3 separate regions of the Mus musculus genome follow, and all the other regions are linked to region 3. Evidence: chromatin loops called from intact Hi-C (ENCODE). Cell type or tissue: gastrocnemius. All regions are shown on one strand.

Evidence for each region. Hi-C counts contacts between places; a loop is a spot of excess contacts. Peaks named below come from ENCODE experiments on the same cell type or tissue, not always from the same donor. Only the 100,000 strongest peaks of a DNase experiment are listed, where the experiment ranks them.
Region 1: a loop joins it to region 3, with 7 times the contacts of the local background. A loop is called at or near these places in 21 of 42 quality-filtered maps.
Region 2: it touches region 3 in a loop (2.3-fold over the local background); 7 of 42 quality-filtered maps call a loop at or near these places.

Annotation. Positions count from the first base shown.
Region 1 is chr5:32,654,035-32,662,034 of GRCm38, forward strand. It overlaps Yes1 (YES proto-oncogene 1, Src family tyrosine kinase), which reads left to right. Exons shown (of 12, transcript NM_001205132.1): 7 at 1,072-1,227; 8 at 1,394-1,573; 9 at 5,001-5,077; 10 at 6,718-6,871. Among named protein-coding and RNA genes, the nearest start is that of Gm10461, 42 kb to the left of the region's middle. In gastrocnemius, a CTCF peak has its summit at 3,549 (motif pointing left); no DNase peak of the experiment used is centred here.
Region 2 is chr5:32,743,561-32,751,560 of GRCm38, forward strand. The region is part of intron 3 of Pisd (phosphatidylserine decarboxylase); the gene reads right to left. Among named protein-coding and RNA genes, the nearest start is that of Gm52771, 14 kb to the left of the region's middle. In gastrocnemius, a CTCF peak has its summit at 4,283 (motif pointing left); DNase peaks (open chromatin) are centred at 2,858 and 4,293; H3K4me3 peaks cover 2,453 bases; H3K27ac peaks cover 2,959 bases.
Region 3 is chr5:32,590,303-32,598,302 of GRCm38, forward strand. No RefSeq gene overlaps it. Among named protein-coding and RNA genes, the nearest start is that of Gm15614, 11 kb to the left of the region's middle. In gastrocnemius, a CTCF peak has its summit at 3,709 (motif pointing right); no DNase peak of the experiment used is centred here; H3K4me3 peaks cover 619 bases; H3K27ac peaks cover 1,759 bases.

The sequences.
Region 1 (8,000 bases), 64 kb after region 3:
GGAGTCTTTGTGTTTTAAATTTTTTCGTTGTCATTTAGATATGTAAATGCATGTGAGAGTCTTTAAATAATTAGTACTACAAGAGGGGAGGTTTCCATGGCAGTTATTCTGTGACAGCTAGCAGCAAACAAAATATCAAGTCAGACAACACGTTTGAAATTGATTGACTGTGTTACTGAGCTGGCATTACTTGTAATTGCCTTTGTTATAATGGATTTAAGTGGTTGCTTGATGAGAATGGGAGGAAATGTGTCTTGAAACAGGGAGAAGTTTTATATAAGCAGGATACACAAACCAAGCCATTATGTATCCTGACTGGCTGTCTTCAGTCTCCTGTATTTAAAATTCAGTCTCATATCAACTTCTTCCGTGATTTTCAGAGTTTTACAAATTAGTCGTTATTAGAAATGACAACTAATAATGCATCTCCCTTGGGGATTACATGAATCTTGGTGGTCAAAAGAAGAGCTTTAAGCTGTGGTGCAAGTCTGTACTCCCAGCACTTAGAAGGCTAAGACAGGAAGAATCTGAATTGAACTCTCAGATACCCTATGTACCTGCCAAAAAGTAGAGTGGAGTTTTGAAGACAGACAGACTTGTGTTTGAATGTTCTCATTTACCAGCTGGGACCTTGGGACAGTTCTCTAGCTTTTCCAATCTCAATTTATATGAAAGATTTATATTACATAATAACATAGGCATACATACTCAGTAAATATTAGCATAAAATGTATTTCTAAAGTGTTTCGTTTGTATATACTTCATCATTCTTCTTATTGAAAGATTCCCATGCTATATATCTTTTTAGAGTAAAACTGATAGGAGACTGATTTTAATTTAATGACAAGCTTTTTAAAAGAACAAATAATAAGCCAGGTATGGTGGCATATACCTTTAATCCTAGAAGCAGGTGAATCTCTCTCTGAGTGTAGTCCAGGCCAGCCAAGGCTACATAGTGAGATCTATCTCAAAGATCAGTCAAATAAATAAATAATCATATGATACACACACTAATATTCTGTTTGACTTAAAAAGTAATTCATTTACAATATACCCTGTTTATCTATCTAGAACATGCTGATGGATTATGCCACAAGTTAACAACTGTGTGTCCTACTGTGAAACCCCAGACTCAAGGTCTGGCAAAAGATGCTTGGGAAATCCCTCGAGAATCATTGCGACTAGAGGTGAAACTAGGTCAAGGATGCTTTGGGGAAGTGTGGATGGGTAAGAAGCCTGAACTTTGTTGTTACTTCATTTTGTTATGGAATCATAAATTAAAATATGTACAATATATATTTTATTATGTAGTATAACTTTTACTGTTGATTGAATTTTGGTCTAATAGTCCTTGAAATACAGATTGAGAAAGTAAAATAAATTGTTTTCCTAGGAACATGGAATGGAACTACAAAAGTAGCAATCAAAACACTAAAGCCAGGTACAATGATGCCAGAAGCATTCCTTCAAGAAGCTCAGATAATGAAAAAGCTAAGACACGATAAACTTGTTCCACTCTATGCAGTTGTTTCTGAAGAGCCCATTTATATTGTCACCGAGTTTATGTCAAAAGGTACGTGCATTGTTTGTTAAAGGATTGTGTTACGATGAAACAATTTAGGTTGTTTTTTTTTTCTTTTAGATTTATTTATTTATTATATGTAAAAGTACACTGTAGCTGTGTTCAGACACCAGAAGAGGGCATCAGATCTCATTACAGATGGTTGTGGGCCACCATGTGGTTGCTGGGATTTGAACTCAGGACCTCTGGAAGAGCAATCAATGCTCTTTAACTGCTGAGCCATCTCTCCAGCCCAGTTTTATTCTTACTTAGATTAAAAACCATACAATATATCTTAGTCATATCATATTCTTTCTCAGATCCCCATTCAATCCACCCACCCACCAAACTTTATATTCTTTCTTTGAGAAAGACAGACAGACAAACAGACAAAAAGTCAGAAAAAAAAACCCACAAAATTAAAAACAAAAACATGAAGTTCATTTTGTATTGTTCAACTGTTCCTGAGCATGCAACCTTCCCTGGGGTGTTTTGATATACCCAGTGTCTCTCCGTTGGAAAAGCTGATTTTTCCCTTTCTCAGCAGTTGTCAATTGCAAATAGGCTCTTGCTTAGGAGTTGAACCATGTGCTTTGCCTTCTCTGTGCTAGGATTTTGTCTATGTGAACTGTGCAGGTATTGTGCATGCTCTCACAGTCTTTGTGAGTTCATATGTGTATCAGATTTGCTGTTTTCATGGAGTCGTCCACCACCTCTTGCATAGATCCCTAAGCCTTGGGGGAAGCGGTATGATCCATTTAGGGTGTCTAACCCTGATCCCATTTAGAGCTCAATGTTCCAAAATCTCTTATCCTGCACGTTGTTCATTTGTGCCTCTTTGTGTTAATTGCCATCTGCAAAAAGTCTCTCTGATGGTGGTTCCGTGATGCACTTGTCTAGGGATATAGCAGTATGTTGTCAGGGGTCCTTGTGTTGCTTTGTTCATTTAACAGAATAATTGTAGATGTTCCCTAGGGCCCATGATCTCAGAGGTTCATGGCCTCATTAACACTGTCATATGGGTTCTGACTTTTGAAATGGGCCTTTTAAGTCCAACCAAAAGATGATTGGTTCCTTCCATAATATTCATGTCCCGATTGTACCAATGAGTTACCTGGCAGGTAGATTGCTACTGTAACTCACAATATTCACAGTTCAAAGAGCTTGATTACTTTTCTCCTTTAAGATTACATTTATTTATGTGTTTTGCATGTATATATGTATGGTTGCATGTGTGCTGTGACACGTGTAGAAGTCAAAAGACAGTTTGTATTTAGTCTTGGGATCAAAGTCAGGTTACTAGTCTTGGCAGCAGACACCTTTACCTACTGAGCCCTCTTACCTCCATTTTTATTTCCTCTATTTTTATACATTCAGAGTTTTGTCTTTCTAACAGTACTTTCTAACATGATTTTTCTGTAGACGTTTGAAAAGAGGAAATGTGATAGTTTTTTAATAGAACAGTGTTTATTCCTAGTTATCCCACAGGATCTTATGAGACTTGAAAGGAAAATTAAGCAGCTTGAGTCTTTTGAAAGTAGATTTAACTAAAGGAAATAGATTGCTAGGGCAGTAGAAAAGTTGAATTAAAGTGATAAACCTGTATCTATAGCACTAAGGCAAAGACATTAGAGGGAATCATTTTTGCCTCGTTTTTATAAATACAGTTCTTACAGGATGTCTAGAAACTCTTTTTCTCTGCTGTCATTTGAAATTTCTCATCTGCCCTAACCCAGGCACAGGTGGGCTCTTACCTAACAGCTAATTAGAGCCAGGGGCAAAGCCAGGCAAGATTGATACTATTTCTAGGTCATTGGTGCTTTAGAATAGGAGCCAGCAAGTGATGAAATGATGCTGATTAGCCTGAATCTATCCTATTTGGATTGTATCTATTTTTAAATTTAAATTTTTTACTTTTTTGAATCAAACTAGTTAGTATTTTGTCATCTTCTCTACTAGTTCACCTTAGCTGATGAAATAGTTCCCTCTAGTGGTGATAGGGGCATCTACCCACTATAAATTTGCAACAGGGGGCGAAAATCTCTCTAAAAGGACTAAAAATAATTGCCTATTAATTGATAACCAACATATACCTAAAGTACCAAAGTATATGTCTTTTTTGGAAGGTGTTTGGGCTGCAAACAACTTCCACCTGTGGCATTTGAATGAGTGCATTAAATAAAATAGGACAGGAAGTGATAAAAAGACAAGAAAGACATTTAAATCAAGATATTACTAGTATAAGAAGTCAATGAAGGTAAGTATAATGGATCATCTACATAGCTCAATTATTGACTTTTTAAAATTGGGAGAAAATGCTAGAATTCTGTTCTATAACTTCATTAATTATTTGCAGGTGAGAGATTTAGAATATAAGAAAACAAAAACCTTTCTGGTTTTAAAATGAAGTAATTCCTTGTTTTACTATTTAGTTGTTTAGCAGTAGACCCTTACAACCCATCAAAGCTTATTGCCTCCTGTGCTTTGTCATTATATTGCTTCACGTGCAGACAGATTTTCTTGTTGTTCTTGATTTCTTTGTTGTGTTTTCTCCTACTGATGTGGTGACACTCAAACCCAGGGTCTTGTATATAATAAGAACACGCTCTACCACTGAGCGAGCCTGGCCCCAGCCCTGCCCATAAGTTCTGCTCATGTTGTTCTCATTCCTGAGAATTTGTTTCCCTCTCTTGACCAGTTCTACCAATTATACTTCCCTGGTCCAGTGTGGAATCCATCTTCAAACCCAATATTCAATTGCCATTTCTCTTTTGAGTCTTTTAATCTGAAACCTTCTTATGAAAATGTGTGTTTATTTTTTGTTGTTTTGTTTTTATAAAAGTGTGTCTTGATTTGGGTTTATCTGATATTGTATGATCTTAACTAACAGTAGAGAGAGAACAATCAAACCTTTGCTGAGTTTGTCATACTTTGCTATTCCTATAGTGCCATCTCCTAACACTAAGAGCTATATATCAGACCACCTCTTTGTAATTATAACTACCCCAGGATATTCCCAGTTGGCTGAAAAAAAAAATATATATATATTTATATATATACAAAACACAAATATACACACACAAAAACTTTTATACACACACTATATATTTTTTTTCATATATATATATATATATATATATATATGTATATAGTGTGTGTGTGTGTGTGTGTGTGGTTTGATGATTTATTTTATTTTATTTTATTTTGGTTTTTCAAGACAGGATTTCTCTGTGTAGCCCTGGCTGTCCTGGAACTCACTCTGTAGACCAGGCTGGCCTCGAACTTAGAAATCCACCTGCCTCTGCCTCCCAAGTGCTAGGATTAAAGGTATGCATCACCACTGCCTGGCTGGTTTGATGATTTAAGGTTTTAAAGAGTATTTACTTCCATTTTAATGTAATGTTTGAATTTTTCTAGAATATCTTTCTATCTCTTACAGGAAGCTTGTTAGATTTCCTTAAAGAAGGAGATGGAAAGTATTTGAAGCTTCCACAGCTGGTTGATATGGCTGCTCAGGTAGTTGCATATATATGTATATATACATACATACATACATACACACACACACACACACACACATATGTATATATCAATTTTAATTGAAAGCATATGTTTAAAATGCAGAAGAATCTTGGCATAATGTTAAAATTTTGTGTAATGAAATACTAGAATTTTAGGAGAGGAAGGAACATTGGAGATAGTTCCGTGTGAGCTCCTTAGTAGCAGAGCCAATATTAGACTGCTATAGCTCTCTCAGTCAGGTGCTGCCCTGTGTCGTATGGCCTTTGACACATTTCATCCATAAATGCAAAGTTTGTATTTACATTTCAGCAGATAAATTTAAGAAAATTAAGATGGGCTGGGTGGAGGTGACAGCACGTGCTTTTAATCCTAGCACTCAGGAGGCAGAAGCAGGCCAAACTCTGACTCCAAGGCCAGCATGGTCTGCAGAATGAGTTTTAGGACTATACAGAGAAACTGTCTTGAAAAACCAAACAAAAAGAAGAAAGAGAGGGAAAGACAAGAAAACTAAGGTGGATGAAGGTTATTCAGAAAGAAAAGGAAGGAAGGAAGGAAGGAAGGAAGGAAGGAAGGCAGACAGACAGACAGACAGACAGACTAAGGTAGAGGAAGGTTATTCCAAATATTAAAACCTGAAAGTGTGCTGAAATTTTTTTGTTTATTCTAGTCTAAGACAAGAATTCAGATAATATACAGGTAAGAATTAGTCTTTTATACTTCTGAATTTTGGTTGCAAAGTTTCTGTTAAGATGGATGCAAGTACTGCAGGCACTTTTATTGGCTACAGTTGATGAACTTGCTTCTGCAGCTCTTACCTATCAGTAAGAATCCACATATCCATAACATCTGATAATGTAGAGTAACTTCAGAGGAGACAGGCATGTACAAGGCTCTTTGTTCAAGGCTATTAGGCACTTTCTCTTGGAAAAATGGCAGACCTTTTTTATTACAAGAAACAAACAAAAAAACCTTAAGTAAATGACATGGGCTTTATGAGCCACATACAAACTCTATTGGACCTCATTAGTTTTCACAGCCCTTTAAAAAAATGTTAAAGCCTTATTTGTTTTTTTTTAACTCCTTAAGGCATATGAAAATGGGCTGTTGGCACATCTGACTGACGAGCTATAATATGTTGGTACTTCAGCACCTTAGATTTGTGTTGGTTTTTGTTTTGTCTTATGATGCACTTCTTCTAACCATTGACCAGAAAATAGGTCATAGTGATATGTTGGGTTTTGTTTTTTTTTTCTTGCAGTGTTAGGATATAAAAATTTAGCTTTTTTTTGCTCTTGTTCTTTTGGTTTTTTGTTTGTCTGTTTGTTTTTTCGAGACAGGGTTTCTCTGTGTAGCCCTGGCTGTCCTGGAACTCACTTTGTAGACCAGGCTGGCCTCGAACTCAGAAATCTGCCTGACTCTGCCTCCCGAGTGCTGGGATTAAAGGCGTGCGCCACCACACCCAGTTTTGTTGCTCTTGTTCTTGTTGCAGAGATTTTTGTTGTTTTTATTGTTGTGTTCTAGACTATTACTGTCATTGTTTTTGAGCTACCCAGTTTTTCAACAGTCTCTTTAGTTTAACAGTAAGTGTCTTTTCCCCTTTGCATCATATATTTTGCATTTTTTCCTCTCCTAAGATCGCTGATGGCATGGCGTATATTGAAAGAATGAACTATATTCACCGAGATCTCCGAGCTGCTAATATTCTTGTAGGAGAAAATCTTATATGCAAAATAGCAGATTTTGGCTTAGCAAGATTAATTGAAGACAATGAATACACGGCAAGACAAGGTAAAGTAACATACATAGATGCTTATAATCTAATGTCCTATGCTTGTCTTAATACTACTTTGAATACCCAGAGCCTTGTGGAATACAAAAAGTTCTAGTGGATAGCCAGGTCCCTGCCTGCTCCTGCCTGTGGGCTGTCAGGTAGGATGCAGCTTCAAAAGTCCTTTGTTGTGAGGCTGCCTTTTTGTCCTTTTTGTCCAGCATGTAACATGCATGTTCATGTAGACCTGACACAAAACTATCTGTAGACTAAATGCCTCTGAGTGGGTGTTTCTCATGTAGCAAAGCAGCTCTCTATGTTTGACCCCTAGAATCCCTGTCATCTGTAATCCTAACATTTCTGTAGGAGGGGATGGAAGGTGAAGGTAGGAGAGCCATTCAGAAGCTGGCAGGCCAGCTAACCTGCAGTAAGTAGATTAGCATCAGAAATGAGAGACCCTGTCTTGACAAGGTAGAAAAAAGAAACAACTCCCTAAAATAGTCCTGTCTGCCGTACCCATGCTGTGGCATGAATAGCCTGCACTCAAATGCATGTACAAATGCACATATATATGCAAAAAAATTTTTTTTGAAGCTTAAAAATAAAACAATTAAAAATAAGTTACAATAAAAACGAATAGTTCTAGATTTTTCCAGAGGGCTCAAACATTGATATTATACATAAAATTATATCTGGTAACAACACTTCAGCTTTCTAATAGTTAATTCCTGCAAAGAACTTGACAAGATACTTTTGCATTATAAATATAGCAGATAAAAATCCTTGTTACTTTCTTTAGGATGTTAGCAGTAGATTTTATTTATCCTTTATGTGTGCATGTGTGTTTGTGTGTATGAGTATAGATACACACAATAAGCATTTAAAGGTCAGAAGACAACCTTGGGCATCTTCCCATCATGTTTGAAATTTAATTTCTTGTTTCCCAGTATAAGGCCAGGACTAGCTGTCTGCAAACTTCCTGACATTTTCTTGTTTCCACTTTCCCTCACTGTAAAAGACTAGGATTGCAAACACTAGTTATAGCTTTACATGGTTCTAGGAAGCCATATTCATGCCCTCAAGTGCACAAGCACCTGACCCACTGAGCTGGCGCCTCTGTCTCATTTGGCGAGTTGTTATTTAAACTGT
Region 2 (8,000 bases), 150 kb after region 3:
CTGGCCTACTTTAGCACATAAACGTCTTCAAACTTCTCCTCTCAAAAGATGCCAGCACCAGATGAGCACACGTGGAAGCCCCACCCCATCCAAAGGTCAAGGCCAAGCTTTAGGGACACCCATGCTTCTGCTTCAGGCTCAAATGAGCCTCTAACAACTTCTACATCCACCACACAGTGAGATGCTCCAACCGTTTACTGGACACTGAATGGTGTACATTCTGGCCAGGCAACTGGGCTCAGGGGTGACATGTGCCATCATGTGAGCTGGGTCAGGCTCTCAGAGGCTCTTTCCTTGCTCTACAAGTCCAGGCTTTGAAACAGGAGCAGAGCTCCCACCCAGGAAACAAGTATGACCATGTGGAATGTGAGGGGACCACATACCCCCAAGAATGTGGTTTCCTGTCAAGGTTTCCATACTATGCTACCAAATAGGATGTTAACTATGGCAGCTGTGAACACATGAGCCTGCAAATACAGCTCAGCTAAAACATAGGCTCTCAACCAAGACTCATACAGAACCTAGACATTTTGTTCTCCCATAGTGCTATGAGGGGCCAGTCAGGCCCTTCTAGGCTGGGGTCTTAGACAAGCCGGGTGGCCCACCAGGGCAGGGTAGCCTGGGTTCCTCCTGCCTTCAGCAAGGCAGGTCAAGGGACTAGGGCAATGAGCCGCTTCCTTGAAGAGGCACTAAGACCTGTCCAAGGGATCAAAGGACCCAGCCTGCACTTGCCCACAGAGAGGGCATGGATGAGCAGTGTATTCTTGCCTTTATCGAAGTCTTCTTTCCTACACTGAACACCTGTGTGTCAACTTCCTTAAAACATCAAAAGCGGACCCCACACAGCACGCTGGGAACAGGCTGAGAGAGTCCTGTCTGTCCGGCCTAGAGCTGCCAAGGACAGGGACAGTCCTCAGCAGTCTCCCGTGTCACCTCCAAAGCTGAGCTACTTCAACAATAATGCTCCCATCTTCCCCAGGCCACCAGACCCTCCCCCTGAAGAAGCCCTAGGACTCTCCCTAGCCCGTGAGTGAATCCTGGACAAGAAGGAGCCCCGAGGCAGGCCAGTGCTGACACCACAGTCCCTTCTGAGAGTCAAGTGCATCCTGGGGAGGCTAGTAAAGACTTGGGTCGCGGCCTGAGCACCGTCACTTGGCCCGTGGGAACCCAGAGGGATCTCTGGTGAGCATACATCTGACACTGCAGTCCTGAGTGCTACTCAAGGCCTTGAAATGTCCCTGCTGCTCTCGAAGGCTGTTTCTTCATCTGGAAACAGGGAAGCTCCTTTGCCCACTTCCCTTGAGACTCAGAACAAGGTTATAACCAAAGTCCGACTAACCTTAAAAACCTTAACTCCTACCTCATGCCTGTGGCCCCCAAGTCTTACCTCCCTTTCTAGCAAGGGAATACTGTGAAAAGACAAAAGGGGTGATTCTGAAAGGGGAGCCCAAAATATGAGCCAGTTCTGCCCAGTACGTAGGATGTAAGGGCCACTGCAAGCACACGGGGAGGACTGTGAGGACATGCTGTTCTGGGGCTCACAACCATGTCCTTCTCCATCCACCACTGCTTGGGACGAGGCAAGGATACTTGGTCCTCAGTGGAATGGAACATTCCAACTTAAGTCAACAAACGGAGCAGCCCAGTTAGCAGTTATTATAAGTGTGTATGGGTGTGAGGGGTGAGGTACTGAGTGGGCATGTGTGTGGGGGGGTGGGTGGTACAGGTGTACTCTCCGGTTTGTGCACACCTCCTATTTCTGACTTGGTAGGTTCTGGTCTGGGCAGATGAAAGGCAGGCAGACTCCAACAAGCCCTTCCTGGGCAAGAGACCCGCAAAGCCCAGATCATGCATCTCCTGCTCCCTTTAACTCATGGCCCCACCCTACAGGTCTTCGGCCATTTCTACCTTAGCTTCCTGAGGCAGGGCCTCCTGGCAGGTGTGCCCAGGGAGGCAGCTAACTCCTTTTGCCTCTATTCCTGGGCTGGAGGTAGACAGACTTCATAAGCCACAGACAGGAAAACGGATCCTCCCCAGGCAAATCCAACAGTTCTTCTGGGAAGTCATAAGCATGGAAGAGGGGACAAGGAGAAGGCTAGATGGCCTGTTATCAGGTCAGCAGCTGAGGGTGGGGTGAGAGAAAGGGACAGACAAGTGTTCTTCAATTTCTCAAAAATAAAGAAAGAAATCTTCTCTTGCCCCAAGGCAGAGACAGTATGTCATCCATTCCTTGCCCTCTGAGGTTAAGTCTACAAGGATGCTTCCCTCTACCAGGCTGAGGCAGCACAGGAGAAATGCATGCTGGGAGCCCAGGGCCACCCCCAATGCCTGCCTGTACTTCCCACACTTCCCAGCATCTTGCTCACTTCCCTCACTTCCTGCCCAGCCTTTTGGGGACTAGAGAAGCTATAGGATGTGAAGGAAATGAGCTCAGGGAGACCAAGTGCGGGGGCGGGGGGGGGGGCGGGGGGGGTTCCCTGGGGGGGGCGCAGGAGAGCAAGACCACCCAAGGGATTTCCCAGGCCCTAACTATGAAAGAGCCAACTACATGTGCTAGAAGGCACTCCCACCCAGACCTCCCAGCCTCAGGACAGGGAAGGAAAAGAGCCCTGAAAAGCTTGCCTGATGCTCCAGGTCCCACTTGTGGCTTCTATCAGCTCAGTCACTCCCGAGACCAGCCTCACTCCAGTTTCTGGGCTCTGGTCTTCAGGTTCTCTAGCTTTGGCTAGGTTCTGAAGCGTTAGCCTCAGAGCAGGCAGGGGCTCTGGTTCAAGCTGAGGGCGGGGGGCAGGCGGAGCAACACTAGACACTGTTAAAGCTAACACTCCCTCTGAGCTCCAAGCCAAGCAACAGAAGCCCGGAGGGCCCTTTAAGAGGAGGGGCTACAGCCTGGAGAAAAGAGGAAGAGGCCAGCAGGGGCCCTGGCCCCACCCTGTCATAGCCTCCTGACTGACCAAAGACTGACCGCTCCCCACTCAACACCCAGCAGAGCCACAAGGGCCCAGCACTCTCCAGAGGATGCCTCCTGGGAGTTCAGGGACCCTGGATCCTCAGCATCTGGCTGGCTTCTGGCTTCAGCCCTTGTCATCAACCCTACAAGACAGAGGCCTTGTAAGGACTGTCTTCTTCACTCCAAAGCTACTTCCGGCATCCCCTCCAGAAGTTCTACAGATGCAGTAATCCTTACAATTTCTTCCTACACCTGATCCTGAATTAACAAGGTTAACCCTGGCAACTTCATCTGTCCCCCAGGGCCATAAAACTCTGACACATAAAGCCCAGACTCTAGAGGTAAGGTGGATGGATGAACAAGAAAAGCTTCTAACAGCCACCACTCACCCACAGCCTAGAAACCAGGCAGTGCTTTCAGAGCTGGGAATACCTTGTGGAATTCCTCTTTTCTTTACACTGAAGGGGAAGATTCTGGACTGCAGTCAGCAGACCATCCATAGCCTGCCCCACTGGCATTCAACTAACATAAAAGGATAGGAATGGGCCTAACATTTTCTAGGGAAAGAGGAAGATCTACTGGGGGAAATCAACATTCTATCAAATGAACTTCATTCATGTCTATGTAGTCAACTCAGCAATGGCCAAGTGGGACTTAGTCTTTCATGCTAGACTAAAGGGTACATCTACAGCCCCTCTGACCACACTGAATTTCACTCCCCTGATTTCATAACCTGATTGGAACTAGATGACATCCTGTTAAGAGGACTTAGGGACGGGTGGATCACAAAGCTGAAAAATCACTGACATTGTTTAGACACAGTGCCACACACCTGTCCTCTTCACCTGGATCAAGCACAAGCAAGCCTTATGTGACAAGCTCAGGGATGACGCTATGGCAGAGGCAAGCAGACTTTCTAGCAGACTAGAGGGCTATCCTGTGAGACTTTCATGATATTATTCCACACCCACACCACACCACGGGGCTGGGGACACAGAATGCACAGAAGCTGCCTTCATTCACTCGACCTGTGCACCAGTAGACAGTCCTAATTAGTCCCTGACCTCTGAAGATTAACTGGAGTCTGGGGCAGTGGCTCAGTTCATAAAGCACTTGCTTTGCAAGCAGGAGACCTAAGTTCGATCCCTGAGGACCTGGACACCACATGTCTTTTTTGTAAGCAAACACCTTTAGGATTTCAAATGATAGTTAAAAGATGATTTTCTTTCTGGGGAACCCTACCCCATCATAAGATTAGCTTACTACATAGAGGTCCCTTTGGGATACCCATGCCCTTCTATTCTGGGCCTCTGCTGGCTGAGACTGCCACCTAGTGCCAATGAGAGGCTTTACAGGCTTGAAGACCACTTAGTTGCCAACAACCGAAGACAAGGGATCTGGAGCTGCTTAGTAGAGCACAGGCTAAACCCAAGATGGGTGACTTTCGTGCGTTCCCTGTTTGTACACTGTCTAATGCTCTGTGTCAGGGATTAAATGTAGTTGAGGGACAAGGATAGCAGGTGCTCACAGTCACCTCTTATTACCAAGTGTCCAGAGGCACAGTAAATATGGCTGCTATCTCTGAGTAGCACAAGAAGTCACAGGCAGGTTCATTTTCTACATGTCCAGCTAGAAAGCCTGGGCAAGCATGAAGTATTCTCCACACAAGATCCTCTCAGTCCTCCCCAGTTCCTCTTTTTTGTTCAGAAATGTCTCTTAGGAACCTCACCATAAACAACGTCTAGAAAAGCCTGCAGCCCAGGGCATTCACCTCCACGTTGAGTGTTACATGGATCCTGAGATGGCCTGTGCTGGGGCAGGATAAGCTCAGCAGAAAGCATCCCATAGCATCCCAAGCCTCCAAGTCATCACTGGCCAGCCTAGGACAGGCCTCGTTTGTTCCCAATTTTATTTTATGCCATCCTGTCCTATTCTATTTCTGTCAAGATACCTAGAGTCTCAATCAGTAGCCAGGTTAGCCTGGAACTCACTAAATAGGTCCCAAGTGGTGTTGAAATTGTGGCAGCCCCCCTGCCTCAACCTCCTAAGATCTGGATTATAGGCTGACTTTGTTTTTAAACTGCACATGTTTAGACACAGGCCTCAGCTTTCCCACACAATGCCAGGGTGGCAATCTCCCAATGGTACAGAGCTGTGCCTCAGCTGAGGGTGTCAGGAAAAGAAATTAGACTGGAGCATGGGTTGGAGGTTGGCCACACGGTGGACAGCCTGAGCCACCTAATAGAGTGGCTGCATGTCTCAGAGCCATGGGTCCCGCACAGAAGCAGCAAAGGTAGGGCCTGGAGATCCCTGAGAGTCCTTTCTCCTCTAGAACTCAGTTCTCCGAGGACAGGTCCCGCAGTGTCAGAGAACTGCTCCAGACAGTGGCACTGCCACAGAGGCCAAGCAGGTAAGTAGGTTTTCCACAGCCAAGTTCACTCCTTGCCCATTTAACATGCACAACTGTTTTCTCAGCACCTACCGCGCACTCCTTGCCTACACATACATACACAGCCTCATCTAACAACTGCAGAAAGTCAGCAGCAACCCTGCTTCTAAATAACACGGCTACACAATTTACATTCACTTCAAAGCTGTCGGAGCATGCGAAGTGCTGCCCACAGCTGTGCACATCTGTGTGAGACAGCAGCACCCTGAGGTGTGGGGAAGGAAGGAAGGAAGGAAGGAAGGAGTGCCAGGGGAAGCACCTGGGTCCTGCCTCCCTGTGAGGCAGCTGAGGCTGATGGTAAAGATGCAGGGCTAAGTGGGTGTCCTTGACCAGCATCCCTCAAGTCCAAGCTTGGCCTCCGCATTGCTGTCTGCACCGCTCTTCAGACCATGTTTACACAAAAGGCCCAAGATCAAGCCCAAAGTAAGCATCCCTGCTTATGTTTCTCGAGTGTATAGGACAGTATTTTAAAGCAAGAATTTATAGTGCTTTTAAAAAATGCAAAGAAAAATCAAATACAGCACATGGAGATAAACCAAACATCAGTATTAACAACTCCCGGGCAGAGGCATTCCCTGTAACAGCCGATTTTCTTAACTTTTTTTTTTTTAAATCTTATTTATTTTACATGTATGAGTACACTGTAGCTGTCTTCAGACGCACCAGAAGAGGGAGTCAGATCTCATTACAGATGGTTGTGAACTACCACGTGGTTGCTGGGATTTGAACTCAGTACCTCTAGAAGAGCAGTCAGTGCTCTTAACCGCCGAGCCATCTCTCCAGCCCCGTTTTTCTTAACTTTTGTATTCCATACAAAAGCGTTCACAGGGCTGGAGAGATGGCTCAGTTGGTACAGCGCTTGCCTGAGTTCAGATCCCCAGGATCCTCATAAACAAAACCTGGTGGAAAAAAACCAAACCAAACCATAAAACCAAAAACTAAGTGTGCTGCAATGCACCTGGACCCCAGGGACGACAACCTAAGAGGAGGATCTGTCTCTGTAAGCTCACTACATTGGCAAGTTCCAAGGCAGTGAGAGACCTTGTCTCAAAGAGTAGAAGGAGCCCAAAGACTGACACCTGAGGCTGTCTTTTGATCTTGACCACATTGCATTTTTCTGTGCCTATACAAAACCTGTTCCTACCCACAAACATATACATGAATAAAAGCATGCACACTAAAAAAATAAAAGACTACACAGGAGGTTTACATGTGTAATCAAACACATGGGAAGCTGAGGCAGGTAGACCATCAATTTGAAGCTAGCCTGGGCTACACATGGAGACTTGCATCTCAAAAATAAAAACAATGAGGCTGTAGCACTTTGAGAGCTTTTCGGCCTACTGTGGGGTGATGAGAAGGCCCTTCACAGGCTCACACTCATCTGCACGCTCCGTCCCCAGCGGCTGACCTGTTTGCAAGGCTTAGCATGTGTGCTGCTGGGGTTGGACTTAGAGGTTTCAAAAGTCCAGGCCAGGCCTACTCTGTCTCTCTGCCTGCCTGCCGCCTATGTGTCAGGATGAAAAGCTCTAAGCTGCTGCTCCACACCATGCCTGTCTGTTTGCCACCATGATGACAATGGACTAACCTCTGAAACTGTAAGCAAACCGCCAACTAAATGCTTCGTTTTGTAAGAATTATGGTGGTCACCGTGTCTCTTCACAGCTATAATGAAGGGATCTATTAGGTCCAAGCATGGGAAACAGCTCCAACAAGTTTCGCCTTTCACCTTTCTTCTCCGTACTAAACAGATTACATTTTTAGCCCCCAAGGCCCATTCCCTTATCTGGCCACTGACTCACTCCTGAGACAAACCTCCAAGGTCCAACAATCAAACTCATTACTTGGCTAATACGTTTAATCAGGACTGAGCAACTCATCTTAGCACAGACTCTCCCTTTTCCTCTTTAAAACCCCTCTCCTGAAGACAACCAAGCCCACCTGCTGCTTGCGGTCCCCACACACCCCACCCCTGTAAGAAATCTTTGGGCTGAGAATTTGGTGTCTGGATGTATCCTGTGACACTCTGGGGGGCCTCCGTCATCCCTTACAAATAGCACAGTAATTAAGACACTTCCCTCTCCTTTCTATTTTGTATGAGTGCTGTGTCCTAGAAGCAATGCATCTTGGATAAAGAAATTTTAGCTGCTGGTGGTGGTGGCAAACACTTTTAATCCCAGCAGAGGCAGACAAATCTCTGAGTTCCAATCTAGCCTGGTCTACAGGGCAAGTTCCAGGGCAGCTAGAGCTACACAGAAAAACCCAGCTTGGGGGAAAAAAAAAACTCAAAAAAAATTTTTTTTAGATTTTTTTTTCATGTGTTTGGTATGCATGTATACACATATATCACATGCATGCTAGAATTTGAAGAGGGTGTCTCTGGGGCTGGGGAAGCCGTGGAGCTGTAGGGAACAAAACTGGAGCAAGAGTGGGACTGAGCAGTGTCCAAGCCCTGCAAATCTATTCCTGAAACTGGCTGGAGTAGGATTGCTATCCTCTATCCAGGAGCCTGCAGAGCCCCAGCCCTTTCCTCACCAGAGGAACATGAAACTGGTAGCCAGGCTAAGCTTCCTCTTCCCTTACAAGGTTCAGCAGTACCTA
Region 3 (8,000 bases):
GCTACTTTGTTTTTAATGGGTTGATCTATTTTGTAATTGACAGATAATTGTGCATATTTATGAAAATTATCTGATTAATTTGGTGTATGTGTATATTTTATAATGATCAATTTGGGCTAGTCAAGCTGTCCATCATCTCAAACATCTATCATTTCCTTCTGATGAGAACTTTGAAAACTCTCTCATCTAATGTTGATAACTGTAACTACATTGTGTAATAGAACAAGAGAACTATCTAAGCATTCACTTTGGATACACTCCAAACTTGCCTTTTTTTTTCTTTCTTTTTTTTTTTTTTTTCAGTGTAGATGTTTGAACCTATCCATAGACCCAAGGGTTTGCAGTTTTTCAAATCTCTGCAGGTGATTTACCTGTATTCCAGGATTAAAAATATGAAACAGGCTTGGTAGTGGTGGCACACATTCTTTGAGGAGGCAGAGTCAGGCAACTCCTGACTTAGACTCTGTGAGTTCAAAGCTGGCCTGGTCTACAGAGCAAGTTCCAGGACAGCCAAGACAATACAGTAAAACTTTGTCTCAAAAAATCAAAACAAGCAAAAAGAATATAAAACAGGCGCAAAAGACAAATGAAATGATTTTACTTTAATGGGGTGCCCTGAGCCCTGAAACTCAGAGACAGGAGGCAAAACAAATGGCTACTCGGGCCAGTCCTGACCTTGATGCCTTGACTGTTTTCTCACCTGAAGTGACTTTCTCTTCCTTCTTGCCTGGCTCAATCCCATTGGTTTCTAAGGTTCAGTTCCTGGGGCTGAATGAAGTAAATTCTTGCTTTGTTTATCCTCCTCCTCCTCCTCCTTCTCCTCCTTTTCTCCTTCTCCCTGTCCCCCCCCCTCATTAAGACTCCTGAAGCAGAGATGAGAGATAGGAGGATCATCAGTCAATGCATGCTATGTAGTGAGACCTTGTCCTCCTCATCACAAAATAAGTTGTAAAGTTGTGTTTGTTGTACATGTCTTTGATTCCTAAGTCCATCTCTATTTCCAGTGGCACTCCTAAACCGCCTTAAATTTAGACATCCCATTGCTGTCATCCACTAAACACTTACTTTCTCTCAGACATTTTAGACACAACATGACCAAAAATAATTTTACCCTTGTTTACCCTGATTTTCCTCCTGGTTTTTTGTTTCAAATCCTATCATCATCATCATCATGCAGTGTGCTCATCAAGTGCTCAGAACAAACACCTTATAACCACTGTGGCTTTATGAAAGTTAGTAACATTATTAGCATGGTGCACAGCCACAACCCTAGAACTTACAAGGCTGAGGCAGAACTTGAATTTCCAGACCACCATAGACAGCTTAACAAGACCCTGTTTTTAAAAGCCAAATAACTGTGGCTGGAGAGATGGCTCAGTGGTAAAGAGAACTTTCCCCATCTGAGGACCACAGTTCTGATCACCCATGTGGGGCAGCTTACAACCACTTGGAACTCCTGTTTTGGGGGATCCAATTCCCTGTTCTGGCCTCCAGGGGCACCTGCATACATGTAGCACCCAAACACATATCACACACACACACACACACACACACACACACACACACAAATAAAATAAAATAAAAGTAAAGTAAAAAGTTTAAAGAGCAATAATAAATAGAAAAGTGATTATTATAATAATAGAATTGTAATAAGGACTTTCAGAAATTTGGTGAATCTGTGATGGAGATACTGATACTCATAGCTCCATATTTAGAATAAATTTTAAAAATCAGCACCTGAGAATATGGAAAAAGCAAATGTTAATGGTGTGAACTACCTGTACTGGAGGCCAAATACCATCAGTTCCCCTCTCCAGAGCACTGTTAGACAAGGTATAAGGTACATTTTCTTTTGAGAGCAGAGCCTTACAAGAGGCATAGCAAAAGGTACTGACAACGAGATATATCTGTTAAAAAGAGGCAGGCAAGCACTTGTTGAACATCTTTCTGTCTCTGTAGTCAAGATATGTTATAGTTTACGCAAGGTGTTTGAAGTATGTGTTTGCCATATTTTTAAAGAAGAGCTATTATGAATAAGGTACAATGTGTATAATGGAATATTATTTAGCTTTAGAGGGGAAGAAAATTATGGCATAAGGTAAACCTTGAAGATGCTATTACAGATGAAATAAGCAGGACACAAAGGGATAAACATTTTATAACTCCACTTACCTGAGGTACAGGAAGCAATCCAATGCATAAAGACACCAAAAGAAAGGTGGCTGCCAGGAAGGAGCTAAGGAGGACGGAGAATGAATATCCAATGAGAATGGAATTGTGGAGTAGAGGATACTGAAGATTGGACCTTGGGACTACTCAAGTGTTCTACCCTCCAAGCTACATATTTAGCCAAATGAATTATGTATGGAGTTGAAGAAAATTGAAAGATTGACCCTGTAGATGGATAATGGTGATGATTACACAACAGTATGAATGTTCTAATAATAGTGAACTGTATGCATAAAATGAGTAAAATCATAATTTCCATGTCACATTTACCACAATAAGAAATAACATAAAATGAGCCAGGCAGTGATGGTGCACACCTTTGATTCCAGAACTTGGGAGGCAAAGGCAGACAGATCTTCAAGTTCAAGGCCAGCCTAGCCTAGAGATCGAGCTCCAGGACAGCCATTGTTACTCAAAGAAACCCTGTCTTGAAAAAAAAACAACAAAACAAACAAACAAACATAAATACATAAAACTAGCCATTGTGGGCCACGCCCAGGGTGCTAGCTAATTGGAAGACTAGGATCGAGTACTTAGTCAAGGAGTTCAAGGTCAACATGGGCAACACTGAAAGACTCTGGAGAGAAAGATGGAGGATGGAGAGGGCAGAGGCTCAAAGAGGGAGAAGGAAGAGAGAAATTGAGCAAGAGGAAGGGCAAGAGGAAAGAAGGGAAAGTTATGTGTCACTTCTAGGTTGGAGCAGGTAAAAGCTACTGTTCCTTTTCTATGTTTTTATGTCATCATGACAATGTGAAAAGTCACTAGGTGTTACAGGACTCAGGAAGCCCTTGGATGCTACATGCATACTAATATGGTAAATCTGTATTTAGTTATTTTTGTTAGAAATGAACATTTGATTTTTTTTTTTTTTAGCCACTGAATTTAAGAGGCTTGTTATATCGACATAACCATACTTCTCCTAACAGAGTATTCAAAAGACAGTGACATGAGAATCATTAGTTCTACTCATGATCACTTCTTAAAACTCCAGAATGGGGAGCTGGAGAGATGGCTCAGCGGTTAAGAGCAACGACTGCTCTTCCAGAGGTCCTGAGTTCAATTCCTAGCAACTACATGGTGGCTTCACAACCATCTGGAATGGGATCCAAAGACCTCTCCTGGTGTGCCTGAAGACAGCTACAGTGTACTCATCTACGTAGAATAATTAAACTTTAAAAATATATATTAAAAAAAAGAACAATTCCAGAATAGGGCCAACAAAATAGCTTACCTAGTATAGGCACTTGCTGCCAAGTCTCAGGATCTAGTTTCAATTCTTCTTGGCCCCACAGAGTAGATAGAACCAACTCCAAGATTTCCTCTGACTTCCACATATGTGTTGTGCTGCCCATGCTTTCATGGGTGTGTGCATGAGTGGACACATACCGCAGGCATACAGGGTGAAATAGATGCAATTTAAAAGTTGTTTAAAATCTCCGACGTGACCTTTACTAAATACCAAGAACCACTAGAGGGCACAACTGAGTTCCAGGGACTTTTGTCAACGGTGAATTTGAAGTGAGAAATGAAAGAAACCTTAAGGTTAATTAAACAGTGCAAACAGAAAATTGTTAGCAATTCTTTCTAATTTCTTTCTCTATAAGTTCACCAGCTACCTTTTTACCCTCTGAGATAACTAAATTAAAATACATTTGGGACTTCAGTTTTAATATGAAATCAATATTCTATAATATATAAAGTACATTTACAGATGGGATTTGTTGCCTAGAAAAAAAGTGGAAGATGTTCTTAGTATAAAAGGAGAGTTTGAATTCCAACCTAAAGTTTTGCTTTCTTTAGATAACTCAGTCTAGGGACAATGGCTTTTTGACTGTGGGATCCTTACCGCGTCTAATTTGGTCAGTTGAGAAAACTGAGATTTCTGAAGATTTGGGACTAGGGGAGCAGACCAGATGTTCCACACATCAAGCTGTTACAGGAAGTGTCCCACCCACTCCCAATGTCAGGCCGAGTTCTTGACAGACTTCCTTTTCCTGTTTCCTTTTCCCCCTCTTTCTAATTTTTTTTCAAAGTTTATTCAAAGGCTACTGCCAACGCCATCGTGCTCTATTGTCCTGGTGCTGACATCCTTCCATTGCCTTCTTCCTGTGAACTTTGATTGCCTCACTGTCCTGTTACTTCTTGCTGCTTCTCACCAATTGTTACATAGGATTGTCTTGTTTGCTTGATTTGGAGGATTTGGTGGAGGGAGACAGGAGAGCAAGCTCTTCTTTTGTTGAAACCAAATCTCCCTGAATAGCTCAAAATGGGATAATCTTTTTTTTATTAGATATTTTCTTTATTTGCATTTCAAATGTTATTGCCTTTCCTAGTTTCCCCTCTGAAAATCCCCTATCCCCCGCTCCTCCCCCTGCTCCCCAACCCACCTACTCCCACTTCCTGGTCCTGGCATTTCCCTATACTGGGGCATAGAGCCTTCACAGGACTAAAGGCCTCTCCTCCCATTGATGACAGACTAGGCTATCCTCTGCTACATATGCAGCTAGAGCCACAAGTCCCACCATTTGTTTTCTTTGATTGATGATATAGTCCCAGGGAGCTCTGGATAGTTCATATTGTTGTTCCTCCTTCAGCTCCTTGGGTCCTTTCTCTAGCTCCTTCACTGGGGACACTATGCTCAATCCATTGGATGACTGTGAGCATCCACTTCTGTATATGCCAGGTACTGGCAGAGACACTCAGGAGACAGCTATATCAGGCTCCTGTCAGCAAAATCTTGCTAGCATATGCAATAGTGTCTGGGTTTGGTGGTTGTTTATGGGATGGGACCCAGGTGGGGCAGTCTCTGGATGGTCATTCCTTCAGTCTTTGCTCTGAACTTTGTCTCTGTAACTCCTTCCATGGGTATTTTGTTCCCCATTCTAAGAAGGAACAAAGTATCCACACTTTGGTCTTCCTTCTTCTTGAGTTTCATGTGTTTTGCAAATTGTATCTTGGGTATTCTGAGCTTCTGGGCTAATATCTGCTTATCAGTGAGTGCATATCATGTGTGTTCTTTTGTAATTAGATTACCTCACTCAAGATGATATCCTCCAGATCCATCCATTTGTTTAAGAATTTCATAAATTCATTGTTTTTAATAACTGAGATTGTGTAAATATACCACATTTTCTGTATCCATTCCTCTGTTGAGGGACATCTGGGTTCTTTTCAGCTCCTGGATATTATAAATAAGGCTGCTATGAACATAGTGGAGCATGTCCTTACTACAAGTTGGAGCATCTTCTAGGTATATGCCCAGGAGTGGTATTGCTGGATCTTCTGGTAGTACTATGTCCAATTTTCTGAGGAACCACCAAACTGATTTCCAGAGTAGTTGTACCAGCTTGCAATCCCACCAGGAATGGAGGAGTGTTCTTCTTTCTCCACATCCTCACCAGCATCTGCTGTCATCTGAGTTTTTTATCTTAACCATTCTGACTGGTATGAGGTAGAATCTCAGGATTGTTTTGACTTGCATTTCCCTGATGATTAAGGGAATGCAATGTTGAACATTTCTTTACGTTTTCTGAGCAAGTCAAAACAAAAGGGTGTTGAACATTTTTTAGGTGCTTCTCAGCCATTCAGTATTCCTCAGTTGAGAATTCTTTGTTTAGCTCTGTACCCCCATTTTTAAAAAGAATTATTTGGTTCTCTGGAGTCTAACTTCTTTTCTTTCTTTCTTGCCCCCATGGAGTCTAACTTCTTGAGTTCTTTGTATATATTGGATATTAGCCCTCTATTTAATGTATGGTTGGTAAAGATCTTTTCCCAATCAGTTGGTTGCCATTTTGTCTCATTGACAGAATCCTTTGCTTTACAGAAGCTTTGCAAAGAACCAGAGGTTCTTTTATTGTTGAGAATAGTTTTTGCTCTCCTAGGCTTTTTGTTATTGCAGATGAATTTGCAAATTGCCCTTTCTAACTCAGTGAAGAATTGAGTTGGAATTTTGATGGGGATTTATGAGGTGCCATTTATCAATTCTCAATCTTATAGCACAAGCCACTGGTGTTCTGTTCAGGAATTTTCCCCCTATGCCCATATCTTTGAGGCACTTCCCCACTTTGTCCTCTACAAGTTACAGTATCTCTGGTTTTTATGTGGAGTCCCTTGATCTACTTAGACTTGAGCTTTGTACAAGGAGATAAGAATGGGTCAATTCGCATTCTTCTATCTGCTAACCACCAGTTGAGCCAGCACCATTTGTTGAAAATGCTGTCTTTTTTCCATAAGATGGTTTTAGCTCCTTTGTCAAAGATCAAGTGACCATATGTGTGAGGATTCAATTCTATTCCATTGCTCTACCTGTCTGTCAGTGTACCAAAATCATGAAGTTTTTTTTTTTTTTTTTTTTTTTTTTTATCACAGTTGCTCTGTAGTACAGCTTGAGGTCAGGGATGGTGATTCCACCAGAGGTTCTTTTATCATTGAGAATAGTTTTTGCTATCTTAGGTATTATGTTATTCCAGATGAATTTGCAAGTTGCCATTTCTAACTCTGTGAAGAATTGAGTTGGAATTTTGATGGGGATTGCATTGAATCTGTAGATTGCTTTTGGTAAGATAGCCATTTTTACTATATTGATCCTGCCAATCCATGAGCATGGGAGATCTTCTTTGATTTCTTTAGAGACTGGAATTCTTTTTTTTTTTTTCCAAGACAGGGTTTCTCTGTATAGTCCTGGCTGTCCTGGAACTCACTCTGTAGATCAGGCTGGCCTCGAACTCAGAAATTCACCTGCCTCTGCCTGGGATTAAAGGCGTGTGCCACCACGCCCTGCTGAGACTTGAATTCTTATCAAACAGATTTTTCACTTCCTTAGAGTCACACCAAGGTATTTTATATTATTTGTGACTATTGTAAAGGGTGTTGTTTCCCTAATTTCTTTCTCAGTCTGTTTATCCTTTGTGTAGAGAAAGGCCACTGATTTGTTTGAGTTAATTTTATATCCAGCTACTTCACTGAAGTTGTCTATCAGGTTTAGGAGTTCTTTGGTGGAATTTTGGGGGTCACTTATATATACTATCATATCATCTGCAAATAGTGACAGTTTGACTTCTTCCTTTCCTATTTATATTCCTTTGATCTCCTTTTGTTGTCTAATTGCTCTGGCTAGGGCTTCAAGTACTACATTGAATAAGTAGGGAGAGAGTGGGCAGCCTTGTCTAGTCCCGGATTTTAGTGGGATTGCTTCCAGCTTCTCTCCATTTACTTTGATGTTGGCTACTGGTTTGCTGTAGATTGCTTTTATTATGTTTAGGTATGGGCCTTGATCCTGTTCTTTCCAATACTTTTATCATGAATGGGTGTTGGATTTTGTCAAATGCTTTCCCAGCCATCTAATGAGATGATCATGTGGTTTTTGTCTTTGAGTTTGTTTATATAGGGGATTACATTGATAGATTTCCGTATATTGAACAGTCCCTGCATCCCTGGGATGAAGCCTACTTGATCATGATGGATGATTGTTTTGATGTGATCTTGGATTTGGTTTGCGAGAATTTTATTGAGTATTTTTGCATTGATATTCATAAGGGAAATTGGTCTGAAGTTCTCTATCTTTGTTGGGTCTTTTTGTGGTTTAGATATCAGAGTAATTGTGGCTTCATAGAACGAATTGGGTAGAGTACCTTCAGTTTCTATTTTGTGGAATATTTTGTGGAGTATTGGAATTAGGTCTTCTTTGACGGTCTAAGGTCTGATAGAACTCTACACTAAACCCATCTGGTCCTGGGCTTTTTTTTTTTTTTTTTTGGTCGGGAGACTATTAG